Linked DNA regions of Homo sapiens: region 1 is linked to region 2. A link is a loop called in an ENCODE intact Hi-C map of the cell type or tissue named here. Cell type or tissue: PC-3. All regions are shown on one strand. Links, peaks and the distances in the headings refer to the core of each region. The heading gives the core; the rest is flanking DNA. Region 1 overlaps ABCA13 (ATP binding cassette subfamily A member 13). Region 2 overlaps ABCA13 (ATP binding cassette subfamily A member 13).

Region 1 (15,724 bases), core at 5,151-13,150, 110 kb after region 2:
AACAGTTTGGAGATTTCTCAAAGAATTTAAAACAGAACTATCATCAACTACAAATAAAGACCCTGCACAAAGCCTCTTTCCTCTAAAAATATCCAGAAAAGGAGTCAACTGACTGTATTCAAATTACAACACAGTTAAAGAAACATCAGCTGACACAGATGAGAAAGAACCATAACAAAAACTCTGACAACTCAAAAAGTCAGATTGTCTTCTTTCCTCCACATGACTGCTCTAGTTCCCCAGCAAATGTTCTTAACCAGGCTGAAATGGCTGAAATGACACACTTCAGAAATACAGATAAGAACAAAGATCATTCAGATATAGGAGAAAGTTGAAACTGAATCCAAGAAATCTAAGGAATATAAGGCAATGATACAGGAGCTGAAAAATGAAATGGTCATTACAAGAAAGAATAGAACTGATCTCACTCACAGAGCTGAAAAACACACTATAAGAATTTCATAATACAATTGCAAGTATTCACAGCAGAACAGACCAAGCTAAGGAAATAACAACAGAGCTTTCACGCACAAAGGAGAAATAAGATCCTTTTGGGACAAGCAAATGCTAAGGGAATTCAATACCACAAGACCTGCCTCAAAAGAAATACTTAAGGGAGTGCTAAATATGGAAATGAAAGACAGTTACTGGGCGCCACAAAAAAAAAACACTTAAGTATATAGATCATTAACATTACAAAGAAACCACACAATCAAGTCTGCATAGTAACCAACTAACAACATGATATCAGAATCATATCTGTACATGTTAATATTAACCTTGAATGTAAACAGGCTAAAACTATGCATGCTCCAATTAAAAGACACAAAGTGGAAGTTGGATAAAGAAGTAAGACGCCATATGTGTCTTCAAGAGACCCATCTCACATGCGATGACACCCATAAGCTGAAAGAAAAGGAATGAAGAAAAATCTACCAAGCAAATGGAAAGCAGAAAAAAAGCAGGGCTTGCTATAGTTTGCTTTAGACAAAACAAACTTTAAACCAACAATAATTTAAAAGACAAAGAAGGGCATTACATAATGGTAAAGGTTCAATCCAACAAGAAGACCTAGCTATCCTACATATATATGCATCCAACACAGGAGCATCCAGACTCATAAAATGAGTTCGTAGAGACCTACAATGAAACTTACACAACCACACAATAATAGAAGGAGAATTCAACACCCCACTGACAATATTAGATCAAGACAGAAAACTAACAAAAATATTTGGGACTTGAACTTGACACTTGACAAAATGGGCCTAACAGACTTCTACAGAATCCTCTACCACAAAATAACAGAAAACACATTCTTCTCACGTGCACATGGCACATACTCTAAAATCAACCACATTATTGGCCATAAAAACAATCCTCAGCAAATTAAAAAAAAAAAAGTCACACCAAACACACTATCAGACCACAGCACAATAAAAATAGGAACTAATGCCAAGAAAATTGCTCAAAACTACACAATTACATGGTAATTAAACAAACTGCTTCTGCATGACTTATAGGTACAATAAAATTAAGGCAGAAATATAAAATTCTTAGAAAACTAATGAGAACAAAGATACAACAAAGAATCTCTGGGACATAGCTAAAGCAGTGTGAAGAGGGAAGTTTATAGCACTAAACACCCGCATCAAAAATTTAGAAAGATATAAAATTCATAACCTAACATCACACCTACAGGAACTAGACAAACAAGAGCAAACCAACCCCTTCTGCACATGGTTTCTGCAAGCAAGCTAGCAGAAAACAAGAAATAACCAAATTCAGAGCTAAACTAAGGAAAATGAAGACACACACACAAAAAAACATACAAAAGATCAATGATGCAGAGCTTGGTTTCTTGAAAGAATAAATAAGATTGATAGACTGTTAGCTAGGCTAATAAAGAAAAAAAGGGACAAGGTCTCAATAAACAATCAGAAATGAAAAAGGGGACATTACAACTGACCCCAAAGAATTTTTTTTTAAAAGCCTCAAAGACTATTACAAACACCTCTATGCAGACAAACTACATAAACTGAAAGAAATGAATGAATTCCTGGAAACATACAAATTGCCAAGATCAAAACAGGAAGAAACTGGATCCCTGAACTGATCAATATGAGTTCTGAAATTGAATCAGTAATTTAAAAGACTACCAAAAAGGTCAGGCATAGTATTTCACACCTGTAATCCCAGCACTTTGGGAGGCCGAGGCAGAAGGATTACTTGAGTCCAGGAGTTCAAGACCAGCCTGAGCAGCATAGCAGGACCCTGTCTCTACAAAAAATTTAAAAATAAGCTGGGCATGGCGGCACATGCCTGTAGTTCCAGATACTAGGGAGGTTGAGGCAGGAGGGTTGCTTGACCCTGGGAGGTCGAGGGTGCAGTGAGCCTCGACTGCATCACTTCACTCCAGCCTGGGCAACAGAGTGAGATCCTGTCTCAAAAAAAATAAATAAATAAGCAACAGGTGAATTCTACCAAATGTATAAAGAAGAACTGATACCATCCCTACTGAAACTAATCCAAAAAATTGCAGAGGAGGGACCCCTCCCTAACTCATTCTATGAGCCTAGCATCATCCTGATACCAAACCCTGGCAGAGACACAAAACAACAACAACAAAAATTTCAGGCCAGTATGCTTGATGAACATAGATGCAAAAATCCTCAACAACATACTATCAAACCAAATCAGCAACACATCAGAAAGCTAATCCACTACAATCAAGTAGGCTTTATCCCAGGGTTGAAAGTTTGGTCCAACATATACAAATCAGTAAATGTGATTTATCACATAAACAGAACTAAAAACAAAAACCACATGATCATCTCAATAGATGCAGAAAAGGCTATTGATAAAATTCAACATCCCTTCATTTTAAAAACCCTTAACAAACTAGGCAATGAAGGAACATACCTCAAAGTAATAACAGCCCATCGATGAAAAACACACAGCCAAAATCATACTAAGTGGGAAAGAGCTAGAAGAATTTCCCTTTAGAACTGTAACAGGACAAGGATGACCACTCTCACCACTCCTATTCACCATAATACTGAAAGTCCTATCCAGAGCAATCAGGCAAGAGAAAGAAATAAAAGGCAGCCAAACAGGAAGAGAGGAAGTCTCCAAACAGGGATAGTTTTATCCTTGTTTGCAAGATGATACAATCCTATACCTAGAAAACCCCATAGTCTGCCCCAGAGCCCCTAGATCTGATAAGCAACTTCAGCAAAGTTTCAGAATAGAAAATCAATGTACAAACCAACAATATCCAAGATGAAAGCCAAATCAAGAACAGAATCACATTCACAATAGCCACAAAAAGAATAAAATACCTAGGAATACAGCTAACCAGGAAGGCGAAAGATCTCCTCAATGAGAATTAAAAAACACTGCTCAAAGAAATCACAGGTGATACAAACAAATGGAAAAACATCCCATGTTCATGGATAAGAAGAATCAATATTATTAAGATTTCCCAAAGCAATTCACAGATTCAATGTTATTCTTAACAAACTACCGATGACATTCTTTACAGAATTTGAAAAAACTATTTTAAAATTCATATGGAATCAAAAAAGTGCCCGAATAGCCAAGGCAATCGTAAGCAAAAGAGCAATGCTGTAGGGATTACATTACCCACCTCCAAACTATACTACATGGCTACAGAAACCAAAACAACATGGTACTGGTAAAATAATAAAAATAAAAAATAAAACACATATACCAACGGAACAGAATAGACAGCCCAGAGCCCAGAAGTAAGGCCACACACCTAAAACCATCGATCTTTGACAAAGTTGACAAAAACTAGCAATAGGGATAGGATTCCTTAATCAATAAAAGGTGCTGGAATAACTGGCTAGCCATGTGCAGAAGATTGAAGCTGGATCCCTTTCTCATCTCATATAAAAAAATCAACTCAAGATGGATTAAAGATTTAAATGTTAAACCTAAAACTATCAATATCCTGGAAGATAACCTAGGCAATATCATTCTGCACATGGGAACAGGAAAAGATTTCAAGATGAAGATATCAGAGTTATTGCAACAACAACAAAAAATCGACAAATAGGACCCAAGTAAACTAAAGAGCTTCTGCACAGCAAAAGAAACTATCAAGAGAGTAAACAGACACCCTACAGAACAGGAGAAAATATTTGCAAACTATGCATCCAACAAAGGTCTAATATCCAGAATCTATAAGGAATTTAAAAAACCAACAAGCAAAAAACAACCCCATTAAAAAGTAGGCAAAAGACATGAACAGACACTTTTTAGAAGAAGACATGCACATGGCCAATAAGTATATGAAAAAATACTCCACTGCATTAGAGAAATACAAATCAAAACCACTGAGATACCATCTCACTGCAGTCAGAATGGCTATCATTAAAAAGTCAAAAAGTAACAGATGCTGGTGAGGTTGTGGAGAAACGGGAACACTTACACACTGTTAGAGGGAAAGTAAATTAGATCAACATCGTGGAAAACAGTGTGGCAATTTCTTAAAGAACTGAAAACAGAATTACCATTTGACCCAGCAGTCCCATTATTGTGTATATACCCAAAGGAATGTATATCATTGTACCATAAAGACACATGCACACATATGTTCATCACAGTACTATTCACAATAGCAAAGTCATGGAATCCAGCTAGATGTCCATCAAGAGTTGATTGGATAAAGAAAAGGTGGTACATATACTCCCATGAAACACTACACAGCCATAAAAAAGAATGAAATCATGTCCTTTGCAGTAACATGGATGTAGCTGGGGGCCAGTATTCTCAGAAAATTAATTCAGGAACAGAAAATCAAATACCACATGTTCCCATTTATAAGTGGGAACTAAATATGGTGTACATATAAATATAAAAGTGGCAACAATAGAAATTGGGAGCTAAAGATTAGGGAAAGAGGGGTGGGCAAGGGTTGAAAAACTAACTATTGGATACTATGTTCACTACCTGGGTGATGGGATCATCACATACTGTCTTAAGTATTAATTCCTTTAATATTATGAAACTTATTTATAGATAAGGAAACTGAAGCAATTTGCCACCAAATCACATGGCTAATCTGTTGCAAAGCCAAGATTAGAAACTAATTAGTCTGACGTCAGCATTCAAGCTCTTTACCACAACACTACTCATGCTGAGAAAGCTTCTCAAGGCTGAACTACTGAGTCACAGGCACAGCCTTTCTCACTCAGAGGTTAGTGACATGACAGCTTTGAATTCTAAATTGGAAAAAAATTTCTGTATGTAGCAAACTAGATTGTTGTAGTCCAACCCTTCCACTACAAACATCCAGAAAAGTGAGAACAATATTTTTAATGATTTTTAAGGCATCAGAGAGCTACTGAGGCACTGGGAATTTGTGTGCCAACATTACAGAATAGGGAAGACAGGAGAGATGAAGTCCAACATTTGAAGCTACTTTTCCACTGTGGGCAACTGTTGTTTCCAAAACAAAAATGAGGGAAGAGAGGCTACGAAAATAAGAACTTTCAAAAGCCTCACAAGACTAGGAAAGAAACTGAAATTCACAGACAGCTGAGGAAAAATTGCCTTTAGTAAACACCACAAATTTAGCTTGATACCCCCAGAAGGCTACACCCCAGTAGTAAAAGAAGACAAGAAACAATTGAGCTCTCACAAAGTTTCATAGCATGCTCAAAAATAGTTTAATTCCTGACTGAATTAAAGCGATATGCCTCCACTCTCACTGCCTGCCAGAAACAAAACTAAAGCACCTCTGGAGGAAAAAAAAATCATGCAGAGTGTCGCATTATCTCTACATATAATGTCTGAAATGCATTTAATAAAAAGATTTATGTAGAGTGCTTTGGGTGTCCAAGGCAGGAGAATCTCTTAAGCCCAGGAGTTCAAGATTAGCCTGGGCAATATAGCAAGACCCTATCTTAACAAAAAAATAAAATAAAAAAATTAGCTGCAAATGGTGGTATAAGCCTGTTGTCATAGCTACTTGGGAGACTGAGACAAAAGGATCACTTGAGCCTCATAATTCGAGGCTACAGTGAGCTATGGTTGTACCACTGCATTCCACCCTGGGCAATAGAGTGAGACTCTACCTCTTAAAAGAAAAAAAGTTGTATAAAAAAACAATAGGAATTGGGGAAAAAAATAGGAAAAGCATACAATAGATACTGACACCCAGAAAATAAAATTATTGAAGTTATCAGGCAGAAAATATTTAGTAAAACCTATAAAATAAAATGAAAATTCTAGAACATATAACTGAAATTAAGAATTAAAGGAGTAAGCTTAATTAAACACATTCTGCAGAAAGAATTTCTTAACTAGAAAATAAATCAGAGAAAAACCACCCAGACTGAGGCATAGAGACTAAAGAAAACAGGAGGAACAATATAGAAAAAAGAAGAAACATTTGGGACACACACACGAACACACACACAGACACACACACACGTAAGTACAGTCCTAATAAGAAAAAAAAAGAAATTGAGGTAAAAGAAATATTTAAAGAAATAGTAATATGGAATTGTTCAAAGACAATAAATATATAAGTCCACACATCTTAAGTCCTCAAGATGGATAAATATGAAGAAACATTCCAGGTGTTGTAGCTCATGCCTGTAATCCCAGCACTCTGGGAAGCTGAGGCAGGTGGATCACTTGAGCTGAGGAGTTTGGGACCAGCCTGGGCAACATGGCGAAACCCCACTTGTGCAAGAAATACAAATTAGCCAGGTGCTGTGGCATTCACCTGTAGTCCCAGCTACTTGGGAGGCAAAGTCAGGAGAATCACTTGAGCCTGGAAGCAAAGGTTGCAGTGAGGTGAGATTGCACCATTGCACTAGAAATCAGTTAAGAAGATGCAACAACCAGGTAAATCCCTAATAATGCAAGAAAATGTCACACTCATTGTGAAATTTTGTGACATTTTTCTCATTCACTCTTCATCCCCTTCATGGCACAATATGCCACTGTCAGGAAGATGTGTATCAATTTCAAGTTCCTCCCTCAGTATACAAGGGAAAAAATAGAACTTGCTGGCAATATTTGGCTTGCCTAGGGGCTGCCGAAGTGACTGGTTTCTGTCTTGCCTGATGTAGAGCACAGATGAGAAAAGTGGCATAGTTTGGATGCCAGGTTGGAGGCCACTGAAAGCAGCAGTCAGTCACTGTGGCATGTTAGAGCTGCAGGGAGTCTGCAGACCTGCAGGCGGCTAGGAGTAATCAATTATGGACATAGGAATACAATAAACATCCAAGGCTTTTGAGATGAACCAGGAGACTGAATAATACATTTTAAAGCAGATAGTATGTATGCAGGGAAGTGGAATAAAAACACACACTTAGGCTTAGGGAATACACATCTTCAGAAAAGATTTAAAAGACCCTGAGCCTTTAAAACATTTTGGGCAATGAAGGTCTTCCCCTGCACAAAGCCATGCTACAAAAGCTGGGGGAAGTGGAAATTTTTTTCAAGTGTCCAAATCTCAAGAGAACGTATCAAGACATACCAAAATAAAACAGAGTAACATGAATGATTCAAAGGAACCAGATAAATCTCCAGAGATTGTCCGCTAAAGAAATGCAGGCCTCTGACTTACTTGATAAATAAATTAAAACAACTACCTTAAATATGGCCAATGAACTCAAAGAAAACACAGTGAAAAACACAAAACTAAATCTAGAAAATGGTTTATAAACAAAGTGGAATATTAGCAAAGAGAGAGAGATTACAGTCATATACCACATAATGATGCTTGGTCCCGTAAGATTATAATCGTATATTTTTACCTTACCTTTCTGTTATATAGGCTTAAATACACAAATACTTACTATCATGTTACAATTGCCTACAGTATTCAGTAGAATAACCTGTATATGTTTGTGGCCTAGGAACAATAGGCTAACCGTATACTCCAGGTATGTAGTAAGCTATACCATCTAGGTTTGTGTAAATATACTCTATGATGTTTGAACAATGGAAAAATTGCCTAACAATGCATTTCTCAGAACGCATCCACATTATTAAGTGATGCATGGCTGTATTTACAAAGAACCCGACAGAAATTCTGGAGCTAAAAAATAGAATAACTGAATTTAGAAATTCAGGCAAAAGAAAGAACCCACAAACTTAAAGATGGGCCATGTGAAACAATCAAATCAGAGGAGCAAAGAAAAAAAAATGAACACAGCCCAAGGAACTTATGAGACACCATCAAGCCAACCAATGTACACATGCAGAAGACGAGAAAAAGAGAAAGGGGCAGAGAGTGTATTTAAAGAATTAACGGCTGAAAACACCCCACATTTGAAAACTAAATGGATATACAAATGCAAGAAGTTAAAAAACTTCAAGTAGCATAAACCCAAAGAGACCCATACGAAGCCACCTCATAATGAAACTATTGAAAGTCAAAGACAAAGTGAGAATCTTAAAAGCAGCAAAAGAAAAATGACTCATAACATACAATGGAGCTTTTATAAGATTACCAACTGACTTCTCTTACATGCCAGAAGGCAGTTGAATGACATATTAAAATGTGTGAAATATACCTAGAGCTCGGCATAGAGGAAAATTTATTGTCTTAAAAGTACCTATTAGAAAATAAGAAAATCTGAAAGTCAAGAACAAGAAAAAGAACAACAATCACACTAAATTTACTAGAAGAAAGAAAATAATAAAGATAAAAAATAAATTAATAAAATAATATACATATTTAGTAAAAATATTTTTTTTAAATTCCGTTTCTTAATAAGACTAGTTATATTTCTGTGACAGTGCAAGCCTTTTCACAGAGATCAGCCCCCAGCAAGGGTCTGTCCAAAGAAAGTAGAGTGGTTAAGCTTACAGGATCCAGAGTGAGACTTCCTGGATTTGCATTCTTGACTTTGATGCTTAATACTTTTGAGACCTATGCTAGGAATAAAATCTTTCTGAGCCTCAATTTTCTCATCTGAAAATGAAATCATAATGGTACCTATCTCACAGGTTGAATGAGGATTAAACAAGATAATCATAGAAAGCACAATAAATATTTGCAATTATCAGTATCATTGAGACTTCTGAACCACAAGCCTGTTGCCACTATTGCATATCACTCTCTGTAGCCTGTTTCTGAAAAGAGTCAAAAGTGGGCAATAATAAGTGATAATGAGGACAGGTAGTATAGGAGAAAGTTAAAGTGTAGGATGAGTACTCAACCCAGAAGAACATGGCCAACTCATTGGAGAAGTTACCATCAACCCAATACTGCTGCTATACAGAAGAGTTTTATAGTGTAATCTGTAGAAAATGCAAAGGCCCATCTTACCATATGTGGATTTGATACTGAGAGCTACAGAGGGAGTATCTCTGGCAGCCTCTAAAAGTAGCAGTTTAAAAAACAGCATGAAATAAGAAAAGGCAAGGTCGTAATAGCCACAGAAAAGGAATGAGAAACTCCCATTTCCTGTCCAAGTCCCTGACGTCCAAGATGCAGGCTTTCTAAGGAGAAGCTGATAACCCCACTGTGATGGAGCAGTGTCATGGCATGCTGGAAAACCAGGGCAGAAGATAATTCCCAAGGAGAGATGGAAATAGACAACCAGCTCTAGAGTAAAAAAGCAGAGGTCAGAAGTGCAAGTTTTACATGCTGGCATCTTTCCAAAAAGTAGATCTCTGGGGAACAGGAGGACTCCCTGTGAATCATACAGTTATGAGTTTGTAATATTTATATTTTAGGGAATTTTTGGTTTTATGAAGCTGATAAGGAAAGAGGTGAGCCATTAACATAATAAAAACATACATATATATTTGGTCTAGGCCATTGTTTCCTGACAGGCACATAGCTGCTAAGACCCTTGGAATGTAGGAAGTGGTGTCTTTTTGTAGGCTAATGAATGACTGGTGACTAGAGGCGCTGGATAGCCCCAGAATGGGGGCTGATTGTCAGGGGAACCAACCCTGTAATTAGAAGGTTGGAACTTTCAGGTTCTCCCTCCTCCCATTCCCTTACCTGCCTTCTAACCTCTAGGTAGGGGAGAGAGGGATGGAAGTTGAGTCAATCACTAATGTCCAGTGATTTAATATATCATGCCTACATAAGGAAACTTCCATAAAAACCCAAAAGGACAGTGTTCAGAGTGCTCATAGGTTGATGAGGACATGGAGGTGCTGGGAGGGTGATAGGCCTGGAGAGGGCATAGAAGCTCCATGCCCCCACATACCTCACCCTATGCATTTCTTCCATCTACTGTTCCTAAATTATATCTGCTTAATAAACCAGTAACCTAGGAAGTAAGCTGTTTTTCTGCATTCTGTGACTTGTACCAGCAAATTACTGAACACAACGAGGGGTTCATGGGAATCCTGATTTATACCCAATTGATCAGAAGTGAGAAGGGAAGCCTGGACTTGGGGTTGGCGTCTGAAGTAGGGGCAATCTTGTGGGACTGAGCCCTTAACCTGCAGGATCTGATGCTAATTCCAGGCAGACAGTGCGAGAATTGAATCGAATTGTAGGACACCCAGTTAGTGTCAATGGAGAAGTGGAGAATTGCTTGTTGTGGAACAAATCCACACATATGGTCACAGCAGTGTTGGAAGTGTTGAGTGTGTGTATAGAGAAAAACAGTTTGTGTTTTCTTCTATAGGTTCATGGGGAGTTGTCCCCAGTGTGAGCATCAATCTTAATGCTAAGTAAAGTGAGAAGGGCCACAACAGAAAATCTGGACTCTTGTGAGTAGGATCATGACTAGTCTGCATATAGAAGTATTTATCACCCAAACCAGGACAGTCTTGAGAGTAAAAGCAGTCACTATTATAAATTTTGCAGGAACAATGTAGCTCAGTCAAACCAGGACTTCTGGTAAGTCTTGTCATAATTGATGAGAAAAAATTATATGAAGTAATCACAATGCCAAATTGTGCTTGGAGAGCCACCCATTTTAAGCCCCGCTTTGTTAAATAGGATGGACTCTCAGGAAATTATGTCACCTCACTAAAAGGGGAAAGCATCCCCCATTCCTGTAGTTTAGGCTACTGACTTACCCAATAGTCTGTTCTGGAAACTCTCTTGCATATTTACATATTGGGCCACTTCGCAAGTCTTCCTGATAAACTTTTTGAAGGCTTTCCAATAATATGCTTGTTCCAGGAAAAATTGTGTTTTTTCAAGTGTATGAAATATCCTGCAATCAAAAAGAATCCAGAGAAAATTAAAATTTAAAAATGATCTTGCAGATGACAGATCATTATAAATTTTTCTAAAAACAAATATATGCAAATGCATGGCAGTCCACTTATGTAAGGAAATAGAATCTTTCAAATAGTTCTACTAATTTTTTAAGTTTGTTTACAAACTCCTCTACCTCGATTTGAAAAATAAGGAAAAGCAATTTATGAGAATACATAAAATATAAGACAATAAATCAAGAAGGACAAAAAAAGAGGAAAATTAAAGGCCATAACAGGAAGTGAACTTAAATATTAAGAAAATATATATTCCCTATTTGACATATTTGACGAAGAACATCCTAGCAGTCAAGGAAAATGGAAATTGATCACACATATAATTCACAGAGTCATAAAATAAAATCAAGGCGAATTTTCTGTAGAGTTACAGCTCCCAAGAGAAGCTTCCCATTTGTACTTAGTGCACAATTTCTGAGTAATTAACAAGAACTTCCATCACATGCATACCTTGGACTTACCAGGGATCCTCAATTTCTAATGAAAGATTAAGTCAGTGGTTAAACATTAAGGGAACTCTTTCATATTTTACAGTTATTAGATGCTTTCCAACAGTACCAGTAGGTTAATATTTTTAAAATAAATTGAACCTCTTTCTATTCAAAATATAATCTACCATATTGATCTATCATTTGTGTAGAAGGGGCAGTTGAAATCATTCTGATGTCCCAATTGTTTATAAGTTTCCCACCAAACATGTACTTACACTGTGGAGACAAGCTGGTGCTTACAGTCACTAGAAAAGACATCATTCTCAGGAGAGGGATCAGCTCCCAGCAGCAGGAAGAGCCGAGTACAGGAAAGGCTTGCTTCTGACAGCTGCATCTCAAGTTCCTGCCAGTCCAAATATTCTTCAGGTATTAAAACTGACATATTTTTGTGCCAAGTAATGACCTCTTGCAAAATACGATCCTTAACAAGAAAAGAAGATATTGCTTATAATAAATAAAGCAATTCAGATGTGGGTATTTGAGACGCAGCCTTGACCCTGTATCACTAAACAAGGGGTCCACTCAAACTGTACATCAAAGATCGTGCCCTATGGCATGGTAATTATCTAAGTTATAGTTCTAGACTTGAATCTTTACTCATGTTCAGGTTAATAAGTCCAAAAATAAAACTTAATCCAATAATAAAGTAGGATGGGACTCAGTGTCATAGCTATCTGTGTTAGCTAGTTGCAACAAGTAGCCTGTGAACCAGACCCCCTGAGAGTCTCACTCTCAGTACCACCTTCCACAATTCCTCTAGGCTGAGATCTGGCTCACGTAAACCCATAGAATGCAGCTGAAGTGAATTGTGCCAGTTCTAGTTCTACCTTCTCTGAGGACTGGCAGCTCCTACTCTCCCTCCTTGCCTGTTTTTGCTTGTGTGTGGGATCCCTGGATAGCCATGTCAGAAGTCTGGCTACCCTGCTGAAAGGCCATATGGAGAGGTTACCTGGAGAAGAGACATCTTGAGTCTGAGAGGAGGATGAGAGGCCCTCGTCTCAGTATCCTAGCTAACCAGACTCCAGCCCTCACGGCCATCTGACTGCAACTACATGAATGATGCCCAGTAAGACCATCAGAAGAACCACCCCACGGAGACTGGTCAACCCAGAGTCAGAAGAGCGAGAAAATAATGTGTTTTGTTTTAGGTCACTGAGCTTTGGGGTGATTTGTTAGTGATACGTATCGTAGGCATCATCCAAAAGGCTACCTCAAGTATATGTAACCTATAAATACATAGTTCCCTGCTTCGTATGAGACTACAAGTTAGACTTTACAGATAAAAATAAATTTGAGATAGGATTTCTGCCAGGAAAGAGCTGACATCTAGTAGCAAGAAAGGTATTTGCAAACAGGTAATGTTTTTTGTGCCTGCATGCATTCACATACACTTTTCTTATTTATTTTCTTTTCTTTATTTTTTTAATAGGGTCTCACATTGTCACCCAGGCTGGAGTGCAATGGTGTGATCATGGCTCACTGCAGCCTTGACCTGCTGGGCTCAAGCAATTCTCCCACCTCAGCCTCCTGAGTAGCTGGTATTACAGGCATGTGCCACCACATCTGGCTAATTTTTGTTTTCATTTTTGTAGAGATGGGGTTTAGCTATGTTGCCCAGGTTGGTCTTAAACTCCTGGGCTCAAACGATCTGCCCACCTAGACCTCCCAAAGTGCTGGGACTACAGGCATGAGCTACTATGCCCAGCCCTTCACATATAATTTTCTGCCTGCTTAGCATCCTCTCCTGACTTCTCTTTGCTTCCAAATCTTACACCTCATCTAAGGCTCATTGACTTATTTGGGAAGACTCCTAGATGCTGAGCTCCAAGGCTCTCACTGTTGTTTGCCCTTCTCTACCAAGATAGTGTCTTCTTCATGTTTGTACTCCCTTCAGCATACTGTCATGCACAGAGTAGATGCTAAGAAATCGGTGATTGAATTATGCACACTATTCAATTACTATCCCAATTTTCATTTTGCTGAGACACCATTTATATTTCACTAGTTTCATTATTTCACTGGTTTTATTTCCATGGTATATAAGGATATAAAAAAAAAAGGTAATACTGAGAGAGAAAAATGAACTCTAAAAATATAAATATTGTAATTTTAATTCTCAGTAAGAAGAATAGGGCTGGAACTTGACAAAATAATCTTTCCAAACAAATCGTTCAACATTCTGCAGTCCCACTTGAGCGCTGAACAGGGGTAGCCCATTGTCCTGGGCAGTTACATGAGAGGAATATGACTTTTAAAGCTTGTAACCACTCAAAGCCACAGTTTTGCTGGGATTGACTAATCACCAGAGACTCCTCTGCTTTTCTTAGCATGTGCAGCCAAGAATGAAGCAGATCAAGGATCCAGGAAGCCAGAAAAGAAGAAGTGGTATGTTTTGAAAGTTTGAGGAATTTCAAGTAGGTTTTGGCCAGGCGGGTGGCATACAACCTTTCAGTCAGACAGAAAGGCCAGCATTGAAGGGCAGCTGGAGTTCAGAGAGCCAGCTTCCTTTAAGTGTGTGGGCTTACGGCAAAACTTTCCTCATCGAAACTCCAGGTTAAATATTAGCATCTTTGGTGAATTTAATCTTAAATTTGTGCCCTTAGAAGAGCTAAGATGGTAGAATACTTACAGCATCCTCTACTGAACCAAGTAGCTTGTTTAAAACACTCGTCTCAGAGGAGTTACAATAGCACAACAGTCCCTGGAGACCACCCCATATGCTGGAGTTTCCAGGCGGCAAAAAGACCTCCTTCTCAGAGAAACGACCATTCGGGCAGACAGCATTCTTCGCCAACATCTAAAAGATTAATAAGAGTGGGAAGGAGTAACATTTAAAGAGGCTTAGATACCCTCTTCATGGGCTCAAGAACTGCAAATATAATAAGCAATGATAAACATTTTAAACACAACATAAAGTTTTGAAAAACCTGCATATTGTTCCCTTTTTTAGCTAGCACAATTCACAAAAGGAGCAAAACTGAATATTGCATGAGCTTCTTGAATGTTTTATTAAAAATGCTTATTTATAATTATTTGTTGTGCTTTACCTGTTTCAGCTCCCAAAAGAACACATCCTTTTCCAGTTTCAATTGGTTAAGTTCAAACCATTTAAAATCATTAGCTGATGTCTCCAGGCAAATGAGGACTTCTGCAAAGTAGACAAATTGATTATTATTCACCTAAGGTAAGTAAGCTTGACTTTTATACATGGCCATGAATCAATAAACTGGATCCTGAAAACATGGATTTTTTAAAAACTTGACCTATTATTATACATTTTCTTCTCTTCCTTAGAAAGGAAAACAGGAGTCATTGTAATATCATTTTGTCCTTTCCAAAGACTAGTGAGAATGAGTTTTTACTTCTAAAGTAACATCCCCCCTCACTTTTTCCCTCTCCTCCCTGAGAAAATGAAAAGGCTGCAGCCCATCTGGGCAAAAGTCCAAACCCAACTTCCTCAGAAGAGGGAAGAAAGAATAATGCTCACCATAGTCAAGAAAGTTCAAAGAAGGGCATTCTGCAAACCCAGGGGGAACACACTCTCCCTACCGGACACCAAGAAGCATTGGTGGGAGGAGGCAGTAGAAGGAACAGAATACAAAAGATACGCTTATTCACAACGCACTCTGGTCCCTTTCCAGCCTGAAAACCACAGATGCTGCCGTGAATGTGAAAGTCAACCCAGCCTTAGGACACTGCTTGTCATAGGCCACAGCATGGGCTTAAGGAAAACAGAAGGATGCGCTCTTCACTGTGCCCTTATTGTTTATTTAGCCTTGGTGTGCTGTATTTTAAATCCCCTAGAAGGCATCAGAGTAAAGCATAAATATGCATATGACACCAGCAAAGTTATCTCCCAACTTTACAATGTGTCAGGCAGTTTCAAGTCCATTTTCCAATAAATTTCACATTTACTCTTAGTGAGTCAGGGACAAATAACACCAAAGCTAGCTTACCTTGGACAAAATGTAAATTCTGAGCTATCGCATTTCTGA
Region 2 (15,724 bases), core at 3,219-11,218:
AAAACAGAGAGGCTCAGGTTGGTTATGGGACAAGATCCATTTCCAAAGTCCCCAGCCTCCCTATCTTTGTCTCCCAGGCAAGGTTTAAGGATATTTACCTCTTCTATCTGTATCTCCTGCTCATACACCAACTTTCTGACCATGCTGGCCACAGACACCATCCACGTCAGCATCATTATCAGTGGAAAAAAGAAACCAACGTTGTTCAGGAATCTGTAAGGGGATAATTCAGTCAGCATCCGGAGACAAGCAAAATGACTCTACTAATTTTTTACATTTTTCTTCCAAGTTAGAAAGCTCTTTCAGGAGTGATATCTCCTTTGGTCATTTCTACATGCCTGTGACTTAGGTAGGAGGGCCATGATTGGTGTGCTGATTTTGTAGGTATGCAAATTCATGAAGGAACCCATGAAGGAGACACAACTGGTTCGAGATCTCTCAGAGAGCCATAGCCCAACCACAATACTCTCTGACACCTGCCATAGGCAGAGCAGGTTGGAGCAAAGCAGGTCATTAATCCATGCCTGCCATTTCCCCCATTTAATTGGGACCATTATCTATCTTCAATTATTGATATTAATTGATCACAGATTATCATCTACAAAATACGTGAAAATTGGCAAATGAAAGTCTTCCTTTCTATTTTCCTAACACTCATATTTCAACCCACTCTAACTGGGCTCCATTTCTAATATACACTTGAAATGACTCTTATCTAGGGCATCAATGACAGTCATGCCTCAAAATCCAATGAGAATTATCCAGTCATTTTCCTTCTTGAGTTCTCAGACATGTTGGATGGCATTGGTCATTCCCTCCTCCTCTCTTTTCTCTTAGCTTCCAGAACAACTCCCAGCTTTGCACCCACATCTTGGCAACTTCTCCTTTACCTGCCTTTAAATGTAGGCATTCCTACCTCAAGCTGGACCCTCTGTCTTCTCACCACATACTCTCTGAGCTCTAAATCCACATAATAATTATTTATTCAACATTGAGACCAACTGAAGGTACAAGCCGTGTTACTGGGCTGGTGATACATGAATGAGCCAAACAGAAAAAGGTCCTGCCATTAAGGATCTTTCATTCCAGTGTGTCGGCAAGGTGGGAGGGGACATAAAATAATCCAATAAACACAGAGATTGCTATGTTCTGTCTCTGCCAAAACTCATGTTGACATTTAATTGCCCATGTGATGGTATTGAGAGGTGATGCAGCCTTTAAGAGGTGTTTGGGTTATGGGGTCTCCACACTCATGAATGGATTAATGCAGTTCTCATGAGACAAGTTGAGTTTCCAGGATACTGGATTGATAGATTCCAGGTACTTGAGATAGCTGGCTGTTATGAAGCAGGGTTGCCTCTCATGTATGGAGCGCACACCCTCTTCCCCTTACACTTTCCGCCATGAGTTGAAGTGGCATGACACCCTCAGCAGAAGCTGACCAGAAAGGCTGCCTGATCTTGGACTTCCTGCCAGAATTATGAGCCAAATAAATTTCTCTTCTTCACAGACTACCCAGTCTCGGGTATTCTGTGATAGCAGCACAGAAAGGACTAAAACAGAGATGCATAATATCAGGTAGTGATAAATGCTATGAGTAAAAAAGAACTAGCTTAACCAAAAGTGAGAAGGAATGCTATTTCAGACAGGGTGATTAGCTGAGCTGACAGCGGGAAAAAAATACTCAAGCAGAAAGCGGATGAAGTAAGGAAATGAGTCACACAGGTATCTAAAGGAAGACTGCTCCAGGCAAAGGAAAAAAAAGGGCAAGGACCAGAGGTTGGAGCAAGCAGAACACGGGTCACAGTGAAGCCATCAGGTCCTGGGCTTTTCTTTGATGAAAGACTTTATATTAGAGCAGAAATAAATAAAATGGAGACTAAAGCTTTGATTACTATGGTTTTGTATTATATTTTGAAGACAAGTAGTGTGATGCCTCCAGCTTCATTTTTTTTCCTCAAGATAGCTTTGGTTATTCTGGGTCTTTTGTGGTTCCATATAAGTTTTAGGATTTTTTTCTATTTCTGTGAGGAATGTCATTGGTATTTTAATAAGGATTGTATTGGATCTGCAGATTGTTTTGGGTAATGTAGACATTTTAACAATTTTTTTAATCAATAAGCATAGGATATCTTTTCATTTTTTATGTCCTCTTTAACTTCTCACATCACATCAACATTTCATAGTTTTCTTTGTAGATATCTTTCACTTCTTTGGTTAAAAACAGACACATAAACCAATGAAACAGAATAAAGAACACAAATATAAACCCACACATTTGTAGCCAACACATTTTCAACAAAGGCTCCAAGTTCATACATTGGGAAAAGGACTATCTCTTCAATAAATGATGCTGGAAAAACTGAATAACCATATGCAGAAGAATGAAACTAGAGCCTTATCTCTTGCCATATACAAACATCAACTCTAAATAGATTAAAGACTTAAATGTAAAGCTCAAAACAATAAAACTACAAGAAGAAAATATCAGAGAACTGCTTCAGGACACTGATTCTGGACAAAGACTTTTTGTGTAAGACCTCAAAAGCACAGACAACAAAAGCAAAAATAGACAAATGATGTTACATCAAGCTAAAAAGCTTCTGCAAACAAAGGAAACAATCAGCAAAGTGTAAAGACAACCTACAGAATGGGAGAAAATATTTGCAAAGTATCCATCTGACAAGGGACTAATAGCCTGAATATACAAGAAACTCAAACAAATACAATAGCAAGAAACCCACATAATCCAATTAAAACATAGGCAAAAGATCTGACTCAATATTTCTCAAAAATAAACGACCACAAATGGCCAACAGTTATACAAATATATGCTGAACATCATGAATCATCAAAAAAATGCAAATCAAACCCACAGTGAGATATCATCTTACCCCAATTGAAATAGCTACTATCAAAAAGAGAGAAAATAACAGACGCTGGCAGGGATTTGGAGAAAAGGGAAAACCCACACTCTGTTAGGTGGGAATGTAAATTAGTAGAGACACTGTGGAGAACAGTATGGAGTTTCCTCAAATAACTAAAAAATATAACTACAATATGACCCAGCAATTCCAATGCAGAGTGTATATCTAAAATAAAGAAAATCAGTATATCGAAGAGATATGTGCACTCCCATGTTTATTGCAGACTTATTCACAATAGCTAAGATATGGAATCAACCTAAGTGTTCATCAATGGATGAAAAGATAAAGAAATGTGGCATATATACAAAATGGAATATTATTTAGCAATTACAAAGAAAAAATCCTGTTATTTGAAGCAACACGGATGGAACTGGAGGACATTATATTAAGTGAAATAAGCCAGACACAGAAAGACAAATATATGTTCTAACTCATACGTGGGAGCTAAAAATAAAATGAACTCATTGAGGTAGAAAGTAGAGTAGTGAGTTACCCAGATGCTGGGAAGGGTAAAGGGGAGGGGAAGATAATTAGAGGTTGTTTAGTGTGTACAAATGGAGGGAAGGGATAAGTTCTAGTGTGCAATAGCACACTAAGGGAACTGTACTTAACAATAACTTGTATATTTCAAAATAGCTAGAAGACAGGCTTTGTAATATTCCTAACACAAAGAGATGATTGTTGAAGTGATGGCTATCTCAATTACCCTGATTTGATTATCACACATTGTACACATGTATCCAATTATCACAAGTAACTCATGAATATGAACAACTACTGTGTATCAATAAAAAAGCAAAAAAAAGTTACATTGACTAGCGTGAGAAGCCTTCTCCTAGACCCTATTTCCAGGGAAACAGAAGACGGAGGCTATGTGAGAAATCCATATGTTTTCAGGAAGCACTCTATCTTTGTGGCAATGGAAAAGTAAGCTTTTGAGCTGTAAGGTCATTAATGGCACCTGGTCCTCACCACCACCAGGACCCTCTTGCAGATACCTGGACAGGAATATCCAATTCATTCCAGATGAGTAACAATCACGGTAACAAAAATTTAGCACAACATTTGGGCAAGAAATAAAAAGAGATTGAGAGTTGCATAATTATTAACAAGTGAAAAACCCATGCGAAAAAGTTGGTCTCATTGAACAGATGATAATAGTGAACATACTTTTTGTCAACAATTTAAATATATTTAAACAATTTAAACAAGGCAAGCCCCTCTATAAGAAACACCACACAGCACAATCATTAGAATTGAGTTAATGAGATGGTAAAGTAGCAGAAAGATATAAAATGGGAATTGGAAGAACTTAGAAAAAATATGTGAAAAAAACTAGCCATCAGACAAAGGAGAATAAAATTGGAAGAAACACAGGCCAAATTGATACTGCACAAAATACAGTAAGGGATGTAGAAAATAGGTGCAAGAAATGCAACTAAAGGAAACAGGAATAGAGTTTTTTAAAATGTAAAAATCTATTGATTAGAAACACAGGGAAAAGAAACGCAGGCAATTAAACTCCCTGAAAAAGAAAAACTAAGTATTTCTAAATTTGCAAAGCTAGAATACATCAAGAGTCTCCATTAAAAAAAATTAAAATCTACACATCCAAAGGACTTGTCTTGTCATCATAGAAAATTGTCCTAGAATGTTCAACAATGAAACATACTCTTATAAAATTTATTGCGTTTTCAAGCTACTGGCAGCTTGCCAAAATTACCAAGTTATATAAAAGGGAGAAAATAACAATGTGGCCCCAGATTTCTCCATAATAACATTTAAGACCAAAGACAATTTTTACAGGATACTTAAGGAAGGAATGAACCAAGGGTTTTCTATTCAGCCAAGATGTCCTTCAAATATAAATGCTACAAAGAGTTTTACGTATGTAGGAATTCAGGTTATATTATCTTATGAGAGCTTCTTAAGGAAATTACTAGATGGCAAACTTCATCCCGCCAAATGATGACTGGTAAATTACAGTGAAAGGGCTGATGGTAAGCAATGAGTACATTTTCCTGTAAAAGCAAGACTAAAACAAAAACAGGAATTAAGGTTACAAGACAGATTGGAAATGCTACTATTCCCTGAAATGCAGAAATGATATGAAAAACAAATGGAAGGATAATGGGGAATGAGTTAGAGACGAAGAAAAAGTTGGTGCATGCCAAACTCAAATACTATTTTTTAAAATATTGGCAAATGTAGAATATTAGTATAAGTGTCTTTAACAGTACAAAAGGCAACATTAAGTAAGATTAACAATACCAGCTAAAATTGCATGATGGACAAGAGAAAATATATGATGAAATAAGAGAACATATTTTAAGTTTTTATTGCTTGTGATAAAAAAACAAGGGTTTATATTACTTATATAATGTTATAATTATAAGGTAACCACTACAATAATAATAAAACATTATTAAATATTAGCTTAAAAGAAAAATTATAAGCATAAGAAACACAAGATAGAGGCAAGACTATATATAATTTATAATTGCATTTTATACTATCAAAGAATTAAGGCCACATATATAAGAAGCTATATAATGCATACAAGAGACACACTTGAAACAAAATGCTTCAGAAAAAATTTAAATGAAAGGATGGGCAAAGTCATATCAAGCAAATAGAAACACCAAAAGGCAAAAAAAAAAAAAAAAAAAAGAAGAAGAGGAAGAGTGAAGAGAAGGGAAAAAAAGCAGAGTTCACCATTTCAATATCAAACAAGGTAGAGTTATGTCCACAAAGCATTAAAAGACACAATTATTCATAGTAATGCACACAGTAACAAAGCACAAATATCCAAAAGCCAAACTCCACAGGAAAAAGAGAGAAGGACAACCAAGTAATAAGGGAGTATAATTTACCTATCCCAGTCTAAGACAGATCAAGACGACATAAATTAAGGATAGAAAAATCCTACATAACAAAAATAACACAGACCAAATTCTCTGCCCTAAAATAGGGAATTAGAAATTCTTTTCAAGTGTCTACAAATCATTCACAAAAGTGGGTTATATATTACTTGATACCAAAACAGAAATAATAAGAATCATATTTTGACTGCAATTCAGAAATTAAGATTTAGCAACAGAACTTGGCAATTTAGTATATAATGCAATTTTTGTATTTTGTCCCTCTGATATGTAAAAACATACTATTACAAAGCAGATTTAATTTGTATGTTTCTTATTACAAGTAAGCTGTGTAAACATAGTTTTTCATATATTTAAAATTCTTGAGAATTTTCACCTGGAAATTAAAAGAAGCTTTATTTAAACAGCTCTTGGGTCAAAGAGAAAATAGAAACCTGTACTGCATGCATCTAGAAAACAATAAATTGTTAGCTACATATGAGATCTATGGGATATAAGGTAGGAGTTGAAAGAACAGTCATTACCTTATGTTAAATATATTACCTACATAATATATTTAACTACAAATATTTAAGAAAAAAACTAAAAATAATGAATTAAACTTTAGTCTCAAATTATAAAAGAATATATTGAAGATACAGAAAAGTAAGGAAGTAATAAAAATAAAAGCAGAAAAAGTTAGATGAGACAAAAGAGAGAATTGATGAAGTCCAAATAGGGTTCTTTGAGAAAACAGAAGTCAAATAAGAAAAGAATGAAATAACTTGCACATCATGAATTTTTAAAATAAGGAAAAAGCATGTTAAAAGAGGAGTAACCACACCGAGAGAGGAATGAAGGAGGATGAGTAGGGAGAAAGGGAGAGAAGAAAATTGTTTCATTTTTTGACTTTAATTTCTCTCTTCTAGGATCTTAATAATTGGAAGTGGTTCATATTTAAAGTTGAAGCATTATGTATTATGTATCACCAACAACAACTGCACTGAGTACCAAGTTTTAAAGAGGTGCTGTGATTCTCGTCCCTTGCAGTCTCCACTAGAGCGGGGTCACAGCAGAGCAGATTTAAGTCATTCGTAGTTTTCTTGTCTTTTTTTTTTTTTTCCAAACAGGGTCTCACTCTGTTGCCCAGGCTGGAGTACAGTGGCATGATCTGGGCTCACTGTAGCCTCAGCCTCCTGGGCTCAAGCAATTCTCCCCTCTCACCCTCCCAATTAGCTGGGACTACAGAACACACCACAACGCCCAGCTAATTTTGTTTATTTTCTGTAGAGATGGGGTCTTGCTATGCTGTCCAGGCTGGTTGTCTCATCTTAATACGGTCATAACAATCCCTGCTCTCCAAGCTTCCTCAAGGCAGGACTACATCTTTCCCTACTACATATGTCATGCGATTACAGTGCATGACACATAATAAGTACTGCGTAAATAGTTCCCAAATGAGTATGTAGCACAAAAACTTTCAGGCTAACTCTTGGCAAGACTTTGCGATTTCTAGTTTGTAAAACATGAATCACAACGACAAAGAATGAGGGACTCATCCCAAAAGAAAACATAAATAAACAAATAAGTGTCTATTTGGAACAGGATATTAAGTGTGAATTATTTTCTCTATTTTCTTCACTCTTGAATATCACTTGTTTATAGAACTAAAAATAAAAAACATACACACAAAGGTCAGGGATGTCTCAGTAACCTCAGAAATAGGATTTTCCTCTTATCAGGAGAGCATGAATCAAACTAAGAATCGAGAATATTCTCTGTATGTTTCCCCTTCTCTGGAACCCAAATCAAAGAACTATCTATAAATTATACCATTAGGAAATTAAACTCTCTCATGTCCTTTGTAGGGACATGGATGAAGCTGGAAACCATCATTCTGAGCAAACTATCACACGGACAGAAAACCAAACACTCCATGTCCTCACTCATAGGTGGGAACTGAACAATGAGAACACTTGGACACAGAGTGGGGACATCACACACCGGGGCCTGTCATGGGGTGGGGGAGGGGGGAGGGATAGCATTAGGAGATATACCTAATGTAAATGACGAGTTAATGGGTGCAGCACACCAACATGGCACATGTATACATATGTAACAAACCTGCACGTTGTGCACATGTACCCTGGAACCTAAAGTATAATAAAAAATAAAATAAAATAAAAGTAAAAACAAAAAAGGAAATTAAACTCTCTTACTTCTTTAAGCCTTTCTAAAGGGATACTCTGATCTTCACAAACACTAATTGTCACCATTGCTTTTTCTGCAGGTGGACTTTTTGGTTTCCATTTTAGTAAGCCTTGCTCCTGGTATTTGATCTGTTACTTGCCTCTGTCAGCACTATCAGTGAGTGCAATGACAGAAAAGTCATGGGCGTGTTGGACCAAAGTCTTACTATAGAAAGAACCACCCTGAGAAATCAGCTGGTTTTTGTTGCTGTTGTTGTCTGTTTTTTGTTTTGTTTTCTCAGGATGTAGGACTTTGAGGCAAGTGCAGGGAGGAGGCAAATTTCCAGCCACCACCTCTCACATCAGCCCGGCCTCTGCCCTTCCCTGCTTCTGCCCCTCTCCACCGGCCTCCATCACCACTACTGCCCAGGACCAGTCCACATCAACCATGGGGAGACAGGACATAGCTGGGGGCAACTGCTGAAGAGAAGGACCAGTGCATTTGGCCTCCACTTTCTCTCTCTCCCTTTATCCTCCCTTTCCTTTTCATGGAACCAGAGGCACACTCATGTTGCCCCTGTCACTTGCTAGCTCTGTCTCCGCTGCCTTCCGCACAACACAGCCAGCTGAAGTCTGACGTGATTTGTGAATTGGAGGTGAGTGGAGGTCAGGGAAGGTGAAGTAAGGGGCATTTAAGACTCTAGTGTTCCTGACTCAGCCATTGCCAGAGTCATGCAGATTGACCTTCTGCATCAGTAGGTGGAGGAACTTTCTCAGATTTGAAGCTGCCCAAGAATGGAGTGGGCTGCCACTCAGAGCATCCCACCCATTCACAGTGCCTGGCGTTGCCCCTCACAAGTCTCAAGGTCTCCTCAAGCAGGATAATTCACTGCGCACTACAAGCCAATGCACTGGGCAGACAGCAGTTAATACCCCGTATGAGCTGAGGAGACCGACACCCAAAGCTGGCGCAAAACTGGCCCAAGGTCCTGCGAACCAGCAAGTGTCAAAGCTGGCACCCAAATGCAGTTTTTTCATCCCAGTTCTGTCATCATGTCAAGTCTGAGACTCTAAAGGGATCCAGGAAGCTCGAAAGAGATCGGATAAACTTAGAAGGTGAGATGCACTGTCAAGATCCAATATGTCTAAAGAAGGAGACTTTGAGACCTTAATTCAGACTCTCAGGTCATACAGATTCTACCAAGAAATTCTCCTATATTTTACTAGGTAGAGGAAGGCATGAAATCAATTGTGAGCAACCCAGTGCTGCCACTTTTACAGTATCTGTATCTCCCTTTTCGCCCCTTATTAGTTATGAATGTACACTAACTACTGCATTAAGCAGTGAGTTTCTAGACCTCAAGAACTGCATAGTGCTGATCTCTGCATCCATCCCAGCATAGAATGTGTGTCATACAGTGAATATGAAAACAAAATGTTTCTACATAGATGAATAGAGGAATAACTATATGAGTGAATGATGAAGGCCCTTGAAATAATTTACCAGAGGCAGAGCAAACAGTGGATCTAAATGAGGGTGTTTTGGAATTTGGCTAGGACTATTCTTCATTGCACACTACAGTGTCATTTATCACACAACAATTGTCACCACTGGCCCTTAGGCACTAAACATACACTGGTCCCCACTGTTACCATCAAAACACCCCATACACTTCCAAACTCCCACCAACCAAGGTTAAGAACTACTGCTCAAATCTGAGCTCTGGCTAGGATATAAGAAAACATGCCAGGCAGGCATTGTCCCCTCCCCTCCCCTCCCCTCCCCTCCCCTCCCCTCCCCTCCCCTTCCTTTCCTTTTTCCTTTCCTTTCCTGTCCTGTCCTGTCCTGTCCTGTCCTGTCCTTTCTTTTTTTTCTTTTCTTTTCTTTGAGACGGAGTTTGCTCTTGTCACCCAGGCTGGAGTGCAATGGTGCAATCTCAGCTCACTACAACCTTTGCCTCCTGGGTTCAAGCAATTCTCCTGCCTCAGCCTCCCGAGTAGCTGGGATTACAGACGCGTGCCACCATGCCCAGCTAATTTTTGTATTTTGAGTAGAAACCGGGTTTCACCATGTTGGCCAGGCTGGTCTCGAATTCCTGACCTTGTGATCTGCCCGCCTCGGCCTCCCAAAGTGCTGGAATTACAGGTGTGAGCCACCACACCCGGCCGAAAACATACCAGACTTTCAAATACAATGGAGTGAAATGGCAGCCAAGTGACCAAGCATCCTGCACAAAGTGCTTAAAAGTAGCAAGTGGCAATTAATAGTTTATTTGGGGAGTGAGGGGTATTAAGATGCTGTGAGATCTTGGGGGAAATAACTTACCCTATCAGCGTCTCAATTTCTTCCACTGTACTTTTAAGGTTTTTAGAGAATAAGTGAGATGATTTTTTTAAATGTGATACAATTTTAAGAGATTACTTTGCTGCTGTTGAGGGAAAGAACATAGACAAATTGGAGAAACGATTTGCTGAGGTTTTAATGAGAAACCATCCTCCTCTGCCCAGCAAGGAGATAAGTTTGTAAGAGCTGTGTGGGGCTTGAGAAAGTGAAGAATTGTAAAATTTAATGAGGGTTTTTCTTCTCCTTCCCACTACAGTTGGTATCACCAACAAATTACCTGCGTTGGTGGGACAGGACAGAGCCTGCGGGCAACAGAGGGGGCTTCCAGCAGCTCTGAGCGCTGAGGGTCATCAAGAATGGGAATTTCTGCTGAGAACAATGACTATTGACTAAATGGAAGAGAGAGGTGTTTAATAAAGTTACCTGAAGTAGAGCCCAAGGAAGAGAAACAATCAAAATAAATAAAATGAGAGGTCCTCTCACTGGTCTGTTGTGGATCAAGCTGATTTTTTTTTAAGCAGGAATTCAACATTTCAAGCATGAGTGGCTGTCAACCCTTCACTCTCCACTTTGCCCAAGACACATCAAAGTCCAGATGCAACGCCTCACGGGAGCCATCACTCAGCCTGACCCAGCACGCTCCATTTCTCCTTCTCTTGAACCCACCCCAGGGTGGTGGGAATTGAAGCAGCCAAAAAGCAATAGAGGAAATAACAGGTGACCTTTCAAATAAATATTCTTTGTGCATATAAAACAATCCCAGGATATTGTTGTGGTTTTTGTTTTCTGAAAACCTGTTTATTAAGTTGGCTTATTCTTTGAAGCAACACATTAACATTTGAATTCCTTTATATTCATGAAGTACACACTACAGTTCCAATCATAAAATTATTCTATGATAACTGCCTATGAATCAGGGGGTTGATAGGAACATGCAATTTCAAAAACTGCTGCTGCCTATCCATCTCTACAGTCTCCAGCAACATTTTCCAATGCATGCCTTTCAGGACATTAGTTCCATGAGCTGCTGGTAGATACTACATGAAAAATAAAAGGAGGAGAGAGAGAGATCTGTGTGCAAGAAAAGTGGAAAATTTTTAGTTAAATAGAGTTAAACAGGTTTTGTTACCACAGGTGAATTGCCATGTTCCCACCTATAGTAGGTCTCTCCACTTGTTGAGGTCTCTTCCCCTTGACTAATTCAGGACACAGCTGTCCCCCCCGTTTATACACTACCAATTTTCCCATCTTACTGGACTATTCCCCAGGTAGCATCTTATATTTAAAAAAAAAAAAAAGACTTCTTCCAAAAGAAGAAGAAGAAGTCACCTCCCATTTCTTCCCATTGAGAGCTGTCTGAGTTCACTCTCCAATTCTACCCCTCCAAGTCTCCATTCTGTCCACTCTAATTTGGCCGTCATTCTCACCACATCATGGAAGCTACTCTCTATGAAGTCCTGGATGGTGTAAATCCAATGGTCGATTATCTGTCTTTACCTTATTTCACCCATGAGCCACATATGACACACTTGATCACTCCTCTTCCTGGAGTCTTTTGCTCAGCTTGACCTCCAGGATTCCACACTCTGTAGGTTTTCCTCCTGCCTCAATGATACTTTCTCAATCTCCTCTTCTCATTTACCTCTTCATGGGAGGGGCCCCACATTTGGTCTCGGCCCTCTCTATTTTTCTATCTATACTCCTTCCCATGGTAATATCTTAGAGTTCTAAATGCCATCAAAATCGGGGAGACTCCTAAATTAATAGATCCATACATTGTCCCAGCCTCCTGAACAAATCTGCCTACTAGACATGTCCAAAGCTGAGTTTCTATCCTTATCCTCCAAACCTCTACCCACAGTTTTTCTATTATAGTTAGAGATAATTCCAGCAATCCAGTTACTTGGACCAAAATAGGGGAATCTTCCTCGATGTCTCTCTATCACGCCCTCATCAAATCTTTTGGCAATTCTGTTGCCTCTACTTCCTGAATGCAACCAAGAATCAGACCACTTTTTACCAGCTTCTCTGCTACCACACTGGACCAAGCCACCATCATCTCTCACCTGGGTTATTACAACAGCCTTCTAAATGATTTCTCTGTCCCACACATACCCCTACAAGCTCTTTTCCACCCAACAGCGTGAGCAAGACTTTTACAGTATAAGTCAGATGATGACATCACTCCTGCTCGAAACTCTCCAGCAGTCTTTTAATACCACTCCAGTCACCTGCAACCATGCAATCTACAATCAGCTCTTTGACTTCATCTCCCACCCTCTTGCCCTTGTGCACTCTGCTCTGGTGACTCTTCACACATACCCTAGGCCACTCCTACCACAGGGCCTTTGCATGGGGGGTTCCTCTGCCCTAGAACACACTTCCCCTTGTGCTTCTGCATCCCGTCAAGTCTTTGTTAAAATGCTACCTTCCTGATAGGGTCTACCCCATCCACATTAACAATTCCATCTTCCCCTCCTAGTGTCCCTGACCCTGCTCATCCTATTTCCCAGCTCCACGGCACTTCCTGCTTCCTATCATTCAATGCAATTGTCTTCTTAATTGTATTTGTGGCACCTCTGCTTCCCTGGACTGGAAGTCTCACAAGAGCAGGGATTTTTACCTATTTTCTTTACTGATTCACCTATTTTCTTTACTGATTTACTTATTTTCTTTACTTATTCAGTCTAGAGACTGACAAATAGTACATAAAAGTCATTGAATAAATTCATAAATTAATGAATATGTAGCTCATTCAGTAAGCAGGAGGAAACTGCTAAAAAAATTTTAACAAACATTGTCTACAGTACAAACTGTGCTTTAGGATTTTTACTCAAGTGACTGAGTTCTTTCGAGATCTCAGACTGTGTTTCAATCACTGCAGGTACTCTAAGCCCTCAAGAAAGGGAGACTTCGAAACAAGAGATAAAAGATGGATATAGCACAGTGAGAAATCTCAAAGATTTAAATATTTCAGAGAATTAAAATACTTCTTCATCTTTCTCAAAGAAATAAAGCAATACTTCTGAGGAGTTATATTGCTGTATCCCAGTAGTAGAATAAGAGAGGTAATTCCATGAGATCAGAATCATACCTGGGTATTCCACTCATTCCAACGTTTTAGGCTGGAATGTTTCTCATACATCAGAATTTATCTTCAAGGGGTGAAAAAATATGTCTCCATCCATGTCCCTCAATTCCTCCTTTCTAGCTCTCTTGCAATGTCTGTTAGCCATACACTATGATCAGTAGGAATTGAAAACTGATTACTCAGGCCATTTCTGGATTTCCATCAATACATTTGTAGGAGTGTATGCTGTTCTTCCCATCGTGCCTTCTTGGGAAATATCCTATGTCAGAGTGGACAAAGTAAACCCCCAGTCTCCTCCTGTGAACCGGAGCAGAGGGAATTGTCATGTTCCCATCCACGTAAGCACAACCCCGCTCTTTCATGGGTGGAGATCATAGCATACTTTGGAGCTAGAAGGAGATTGTCAGAATGCAATAGATTTCAGGTTTGCCTTTAGAAAATGAGCATAATAAAACTTCGGCTTCTCCCAGTATCTAACACAGATCACTAATTCTCAGAGCTCTCAGGTGTTTGCACTGGGTATGAAGTGTCTGTGCATGACAACTAGCCAACAACAGCACTTTTCTTCGGTTCTGCTCCTGCTGCTATCACCTCCAAGAAACATGCTTTAGGAGCAGAAAATCACAGGTTGAAAATGTTCATAGCCAAAAATATCATCACTTTGAAAAGAAAGAAAAGCTATCATTTTACAAAGAAAGAAGTTAAGAGGCTTACTAACAGTCTGCCTAACAAGGCAGCCCCTGAGTGAAAATGTCGCCTTAGTCTCTTTCTTCCTGACCTTTTGTTCACCGCACCACACTAGGCTATCCCAAGATGAGTTCAATCAGGTGGTCTTCAGCCTTTTATCCTCCCACTGTGGGAAAGTCCTTCCTGTACAACCAGCATTTTCATAAAAAATGTGTGGATGTGCTATTATGTATGCAGCCTATCACTAGACAGGAAGGAGGGGTCAAGACATCAAGTCACCTATCCTCACGTGTGTGTCGCCCAGTCACCTGGAGAGGCAGTCCTGACTTCTGCTTGGTGGTCCATGGCTCTGCCCCAGTCAGGGGTGGGAGGTGCCATGAGTTGTTACTGGCAGTGTTTCGATGAAGGATGAGTACTTGTCCCTGTTCTCATAACTAAGAGAACACGCAAACCGGTCCCTTCAGTAGCCTCATGTTCAGCCACTTACTTCCTAGTGTGCTTTTGAGAGAGGGTAGGAAGGTGGTACCTTCCTGAGGCCCTGCATCAGAGCCAGCATGCAGGGATTGCAAATGAATGACCTACATTATCCAGAGCCAGGCCAGCTGTGGGAGCAGAATGCTTATGAGAACAGTATGCACCATGAGGAAAGTAAGAAATCCAGGCTGAGCCCCACAGCCCACAGCAATACGGCTCACCCCGCTTTGGTGAGCTTTGAAGTCTGTTCATTGTCTGAACCTGCCAAGGTGTCCAAGCTCACCCTCAGGTTCACTGAGCCCCAGTCCGACCATAGTCTCCCGTCCTCTCTGCAAACATCCCCTGCCTGGCCTCCCTGATGGCTGTTTTAATGCCTCCATGATGTCCCCTCCAAGTCCTCTTGTCCAGCTGCTCCAGCCCTTCACTGAGCTTCCCCTCTTCCTATAGATGTCAGCAGCCAAATTACACAATCAAACTCCTAAATGTTCTCATATTACTTCATGGGTACCCAAGCCATGGTCAAGGCCTGTATGGAATCCTTCACCACCCTGTCCAGTATACAGCCTATATCTAAGGATTTGCACTGCAGAGAAAATAACCTCCCTCAGTTTTCCCAAGGTTAGGTAAGTGGAATCTTTTGTTGGACATGCACAGCCCTTGTGAATGTTATTCATCAAATTTATTTTAAGTGTATTTAAAACTATAGATGATGCCTGATGTCAAATTTAAAACTTCACTTGATTGTATTATCTCAACCATTATATTTCTTCTACCTGAAGAGTACAAGCATATAAAAAAAATGAACCTTACGAAATTAAAAAGTGGGGGGTGAACTTTTTTAACAGTGCTTTTTGAAATAACCATAGAAAAACTGAGTTTTCTCTCCTCAGCTAGACAAATGCAAGGCCCTTCTCACTGTCGGTGGCTCCTGCCCCAGGCTACTCACAGGTCGCTGGTATGGCAGGGGTAAGGGGCCGCCTGAGTCTGTGCTGCTGGTTCCAGGGCTTCCTGCCCAGTCTGCACCAAAATGATGGCTCTTTCGATCATGTCTTGCAGTGGGGCAAAGACGTAGTTATATTTGAACCCATCAGCTGGTAGATTCTGAGGGTGGAACTTCCAAGAAGGGTTTTTTACCACATCTGTTCGCACGC

Evidence for each region. Hi-C counts contacts between places; a loop is a spot of excess contacts. Peaks named below come from ENCODE experiments on the same cell type or tissue, not always from the same donor. Only the 100,000 strongest peaks of a DNase experiment are listed, where the experiment ranks them.
Region 1: a loop joins it to region 2, with 2.8 times the contacts of the local background. A loop is called at or near these places in 1 of 110 quality-filtered maps.

What each region holds. Positions count from the first base shown.
Region 1 is chr7:48,244,665-48,260,388 of GRCh38, reverse strand. It overlaps ABCA13 (ATP binding cassette subfamily A member 13), which reads right to left. Exons shown (of 62, transcript NM_152701.5): 11 at 15,686-15,724; 12 at 14,777-14,877; 13 at 14,359-14,526; 14 at 11,945-12,150; 15 at 11,038-11,177. Among named protein-coding and RNA genes, the nearest start is that of ABCA13, 81 kb to the right of the region's middle. RefSeq lists an enhancer at 14,389-15,588. In PC-3, for the core only: no CTCF peak of the experiment used is centred there; DNase peaks (open chromatin) are centred at 8,448 and 9,748; H3K27ac peaks cover 3,554 bases.
Region 2 is chr7:48,352,283-48,368,006 of GRCh38, reverse strand. It overlaps ABCA13 (ATP binding cassette subfamily A member 13), which reads right to left. Exons shown (of 62, transcript NM_152701.5): 31 at 15,520-15,724; 32 at 99-213. Among named protein-coding and RNA genes, the nearest start is that of ABCA13, 190 kb to the right of the region's middle. In PC-3, for the core only: no CTCF peak of the experiment used is centred there; a DNase peak (open chromatin) is centred at 7,236; H3K27ac peaks cover 881 bases.